Linked DNA regions of Mus musculus: region 2 is linked to region 1. A link is a loop called in an ENCODE intact Hi-C map of the cell type or tissue named here. Cell type or tissue: heart. All regions are shown on one strand.

Region 1 (2,500 bases):
TTTCCATCTTAATCCTTCTGCTACTGACACTTGTTTATGAGGTCAGAAATCAAATACTGAGAGCCTTTCACATACAGAAATGCAGTATAAAACAAACTATACAAGATCCAGGCCATCCATGAGTTCATATGGGGAGGGGATGGCTATAGAGTAAAACAGTCTTTTGGGTAATTTCATACAGTGATCAATGGGTATCTCTGTGCCTGAGTTGCAAACTCCTTGAAGACAGGAGCCTTTTGTTTTCAAGCTAATTCCAGTTCTGTAAAAACCTGATCGGGTTTTTTTTTTGTTTTTGTTTTTGTTTTTTTCCAGTGATGTAAAATGAATGCTTGACTAGGTAAATGGTTAAGTTCCAGGTCTCCCCTTCTTCCCAAAGCTATCTGCATTCTTTTCATAAGTAGAACCATTGTAAGATTTGCAAAATTTACCAACTGGAGTAAAAAGTACTCAAGTAAATAAAACACATTTAGTTCACATTCGTTAAGGACCTAGTTAGTGATAAACAGGACCCTGAAATACTAGACATACTGGCTCATGACTAGAATTCCATTGGCGCACAGCCAAGCCGTCAGTAGTCTAATCCACTGTTTTTACAAGTAGCCTTAAGCACGCAGGATATGATCCCCTTAATTTTCTTAATTCTAAAGTGCTTCAGTCTCCCATCACCCACAGGATGGTTAAAAAGATGCATGTCCTTACTCACTAATAGGAACGGGACAACATAATTTTGCGTAAGGTCAACAAAGAATGTGATCTTTACACAAAAGATCTCCATCCACGTCTAATAAATTCGTTCAGGAGGGCTAAGGACAAGTTGGGCTGGGAAACACTGGGAGACTCTAGGTTGGGCGCAGGCGCTCACCCAGAAACCCTTCCCTGAGGCTAGGCTCCTTTCTTTCCAGAGGCGCATGCGCAGCACACTCTCCGGCCACTGCACGCCTCCTCGGCTAACAAGCCTCTTACGTCACCGAACAGGCGGCGGGGGTTCTTCCGCGCGCCCGAGGAAAAAGAGTCCGCGCACCTTTCCTTCTCTTTGTGCACACAAAATGCACTTTCCCTTTTCATCCCAGTCCCAGCGCCTTCCCCAGGTCGTCTCCGGAAGCTCGTCTTTGTTCAAACTCTCCTGTGCGTCCATAAGACACGGAAGTTCGTCTTTGTTCAAACTCTCCTATGCGTCCGTGGGACACCGGAGGTGGCCAGGAAGAGACGAGAACACTGGCGTTGTTTACAGACACGCGCGGCCGAAATCAGTCCGCGAGGGCGGGGCTAGGCGGCCGGCGCTTTTTCGTACGCTCCTCCCTCCCCAGCCTTCCCCCGCGAGCGGACGCGCCAGCGCCTCTGTCTCGCTTTTTCTTATTTTCTCCCCCTTTCCCCTTCCTTTTCTTTTCTTTTTTCCCCTTCCCCCCTTCCACCATTTCCCCTCGGAGGCGTTTCCCTCGGGCAGGGGCAGAGCCGGCCTCACCCCGCGCCTCTCCCCGGCCCCCGCCGCCCTATGGCGAGAGGGCGCCCCCTCCTCACCCGGGCACCAGCGGCGGCGGTCGGAGGAGCGGGACCGGCGGCGGCGGCCTCGGGCCCAGGGTCATCATGGAACTAGTTCGCTGAGTGACCCCTCGGCCGCAGCCGTGCGTCCCGCCCGAGTACCCGCGCCCGCCGGCCCGGTTTGCCCTCTTCTCCCTCCTCAGACGGCCCGGCCCTGGTCCCGCGCGCCCCGCTGCCGCGCGCCGAGGATCATGAGGTGGTAACGGGCCCCCGGATGACCCCGCGTCACCACTGTGAGGCCTACAGCTCTGCCGGGGAGGAGGAGGAGGAGGAAGAGGAGGAGAAGAAGAAGGTGAGGGCGGGGGCGCGGCGCGGTCGCCGTGCGCGCCGCTGGAGTGGGAGCTCGCGGGGGCGCGCGCCGCTCCCCCGAGGACCGGTCCCCTCGGCGAACCTTTCCTGGGCACCTCGGGGACCCCCTCGCCGTCTCTGGCAGCGCTGCGTGGGTTTCCTTTGAGCCCGGCCTTTTTTTCTTTTTTTTTTTTTTTTTTGGTCCCCAAGTAACTTGTAGCCACAGCCCGTCACCGACTGGGGTGCCAGTTCCAGGCTCCGCGAGCCAGTGCTAATAAAGAAGGTGACACACCCCCACCCACAGAAGCCACCGATCCCTCGTGACCACCGAACATAATTTACCGGGCAGAGTATTGTGAATGTCAAGCCAATAGTTATCTTCCTCTGCCCTACCCCCCCCCCCCCCCGCCACCCACACACCGCGCGCGGGAGTGTAACGTCGTCTAGGGCTTGGGCCGGTGGAGGAAACTAGAGAGGTGAGGGAACTGAGTTGCATCATAAAGGACAGAAAAATGCCGAATTTTGCAAGAGCTAAATGCTCTCTGCAGAGTTAGCCTGCTCCACCGCAGGTCATTTAGGCAGAAGTTGAACATTGTGTAGTAAATTCGTGGAAAGTGTGAGGTAAATAGATCAACGAGGTAAATGGATCAACTGAAGGTCTTAGAATAGCAAA
Region 2 (2,500 bases), 120 kb before region 1:
ATAGGCCTGCTAAACTTTCTTTTTCCAGAAAGTAAGAAAAGGCCACTCTCAAAAGACCCTCCCCTTCTGAAAGCTATATGAAATCTTAGACATGCTGGAATATGTAAGATGTGATTTAAGAAGGAGGAGGTAGGAGGAATTTTCCAAGGTACATCAGCTCATTATTTTGGCCTAGCTAGGCTTGTCAGAATATGTATTTTGTCTATCACCTCCTGTGGGTCCAGAAAGCTGTACAATTGGGGGAGCTGGTTTGGAGCAAGAGTGAGTTCAGACACATCCAAACCCTGAAAATCTCATCCTGAGACAAGCAGGGGTAGGATTGCTTCTTCCTTGCTCTGAGCCTGCATGTTCCAGTGCATGTGACAGTTTTGACCCCCATCTCCACCACCCTTGAGGTAGTCACATAACCTGATGGCCAAATTACAGCTTAAATGCCCTCTCTCCCTATAAGGACATGTCCAGCAAGCACCTGGAATTCCTCTTCATGCAAATGAAGCATTCCCAGGACCTCAGCCTCAGCCAATGATGAACACTCACCCCAAAAATCCCTACCCACTCCCCAAGGTTGATACAACCCCAATGATGAGAGCTGATACATTGAAAACCATCTTCAGTAAAGGTTATTTCTCCTGTAGTTCTGTTGATGTCGTTCCCGTCTAATCCACCCACCCAGATAAACTTCATTCCTTCCAGTCCAGCCCAGTGTGCTGTGTTCCTGGATACCCTGAGAACAGAAGCAGACTCCAGCAGCAACCTCCCTGTTGAGATGAGGTGAGGGTGTGAATAAGTGGTCTTTTATGTCGTTCAGGAAGAGCTTAGGGGTGTACGTGTACGTGTACGTGTGCGTGTGCGTGTGCGTGTGTGTGTGTGTGTGTGTGTGTGTGTGTGTGTGTGTGTTTAAGGCTAGCCCAAATGTTCAAGTTCCAAGATTATTCAAATGAGAAAGTACTCTCAGATGGGCAAGATAGGGGGATGGTTGTGGCTAAGTATTGATGCCAGAAACTAGAAGCATGTCCCCAGAGAGATGAGAAAAAGCCCAGAGAATAAAACTAAGACAGGGCTAAAGCCATAGAGGAAAGCCTGGTCTCCCATCTGTAGTTTCACCAATTGGAGCTTTAAATGCATCTACCAATAGAGGGCACCTGGAAACCACAGACAAAAAAAAAAAGAGCATGCCAGAACTGCTATTGCAAAATAGTCTAAAAATTGAAATGCAGTGTGAATGTTTCCCAGGAACATGACCAAGGGACAGAGGGTCCATTTCTAGTCAGAAAGGTAAGGTAATTCTCAATTTTACAGAGACAACACAAGTGAGCTGTGCTTATGAGCTGAGCTAGTGGCAATCACAGTGAATTCTCCCAGCCCTCTTTTGAAGGAAAAGTTCTTCATCACAGCTGTGCACAGCTGCATAACTGACACCTAAGATCCTCTGAAGGCTTTTCAGAGTGTCCCCAGAGTCCCATCACCACAGAGACTCTTCTCTCAGAGTCTGTGCTAAGGGAAAGTCACGTGACTTCTAATCTCCCAATCAGAAACACCAGAGGGACAGACTGAGAAAGGAACATGAGGAAGTTGGTGACTGGAGCCCATCTTAGAGATATCTGCTGCACAGTTGTCATATTTAATGATGCAGGAATTGGTGAAACCATGTCTGACCAACAGCAATTTAATCAACTCCCCTCATATAGTAAGTTACTGGTTCAGGTTTTGTTTATAATTTAGAAGACAAAGGGAAACACGTTACAAGAAGAGGCAAAGTTAGCTTCTAGAAAGTCTACATTTATTAAGAGATTACTGGATGACTGTCTGCCTCCTTCCCTCCTCCTCTCTGCTATATTTGGTAGCTAAGAGAATTGAATTCTAAGCTAGTGGTGAGTTTAGCAGCTTGAACCTTCCAAAGACTTTCGGCCAAGCTCTAATTTTCAAGTCTGAGAACAGCAGATAACTCGACTCATCTGGGCTAGGGTTCATCAGAGAGACAATGCAAACTGCAAGATGGTACTGGGACAAAAGGAAAGGACATACGGTAAGACCTGATGATATTACAATCAAGACAAATGATTAGTAGATGGGGGTCTGAAGACAACAGTCTTAATAGAAGTGAAGGCTAAAGCAATCAGAAAGGTGAGTAAGACCACTGGACCCCTTAGGAAGTCAATGCCCAAGGTATTAACCACATATCAAGAAGGAGAATAGAACCTAAAGCCAATCACATGTGCCAACAGGTCCTAGAGCACTTAATATGCATGTAGACTAAAAATGCAGATGACATCAAGGGGAAGAGATTCTATAATGGTTTTTCTCTCATTTTATAGCAGAAGCAGGTCTTGGGTTCAAATCCCAAGACCTCTTATATATCATCTACAGAGGTACTTCAGGTTAGGCAGTTGAGAGGTGTGCCTTATTCCTTAAATACTATCTCAGATGTAAGTCCTGGGTGACCTACTCCACCCTATTATGTCTTTATTGGTCATTTAGACTTATGCAAACACAGGCATGA

Evidence for each region. Hi-C counts contacts between places; a loop is a spot of excess contacts. Peaks named below come from ENCODE experiments on the same cell type or tissue, not always from the same donor. Only the 100,000 strongest peaks of a DNase experiment are listed, where the experiment ranks them.
Region 2: a loop joins it to region 1, with 3 times the contacts of the local background. A loop is called at or near these places in 11 of 42 quality-filtered maps.

Annotation. Positions count from the first base shown.
Region 1 is chr5:93,205,245-93,207,744 of GRCm38, reverse strand. It overlaps Ccni (cyclin I), which reads left to right and starts at 1,250. Exons shown (of 7, transcript NM_017367.3): 1 at 1,250-1,831. It overlaps 2010109A12Rik (RIKEN cDNA 2010109A12 gene), which reads right to left and starts at 1,227. Exons shown (of 3, transcript NM_029363.1): 1 at 1,022-1,227. The coding sequence starts at 1,065. In heart, no CTCF peak of the experiment used is centred here; DNase peaks (open chromatin) are centred at 934, 1,244 and 1,774; H3K4me3 peaks cover 2,159 bases; H3K27ac peaks cover 2,500 bases.
Region 2 is chr5:93,322,473-93,324,972 of GRCm38, reverse strand. No RefSeq gene overlaps it. Among named protein-coding and RNA genes, the nearest start is that of Ccng2, 56 kb to the right of the region's middle. In heart, a CTCF peak has its summit at 1,136 (motif pointing right); a DNase peak (open chromatin) is centred at 1,422.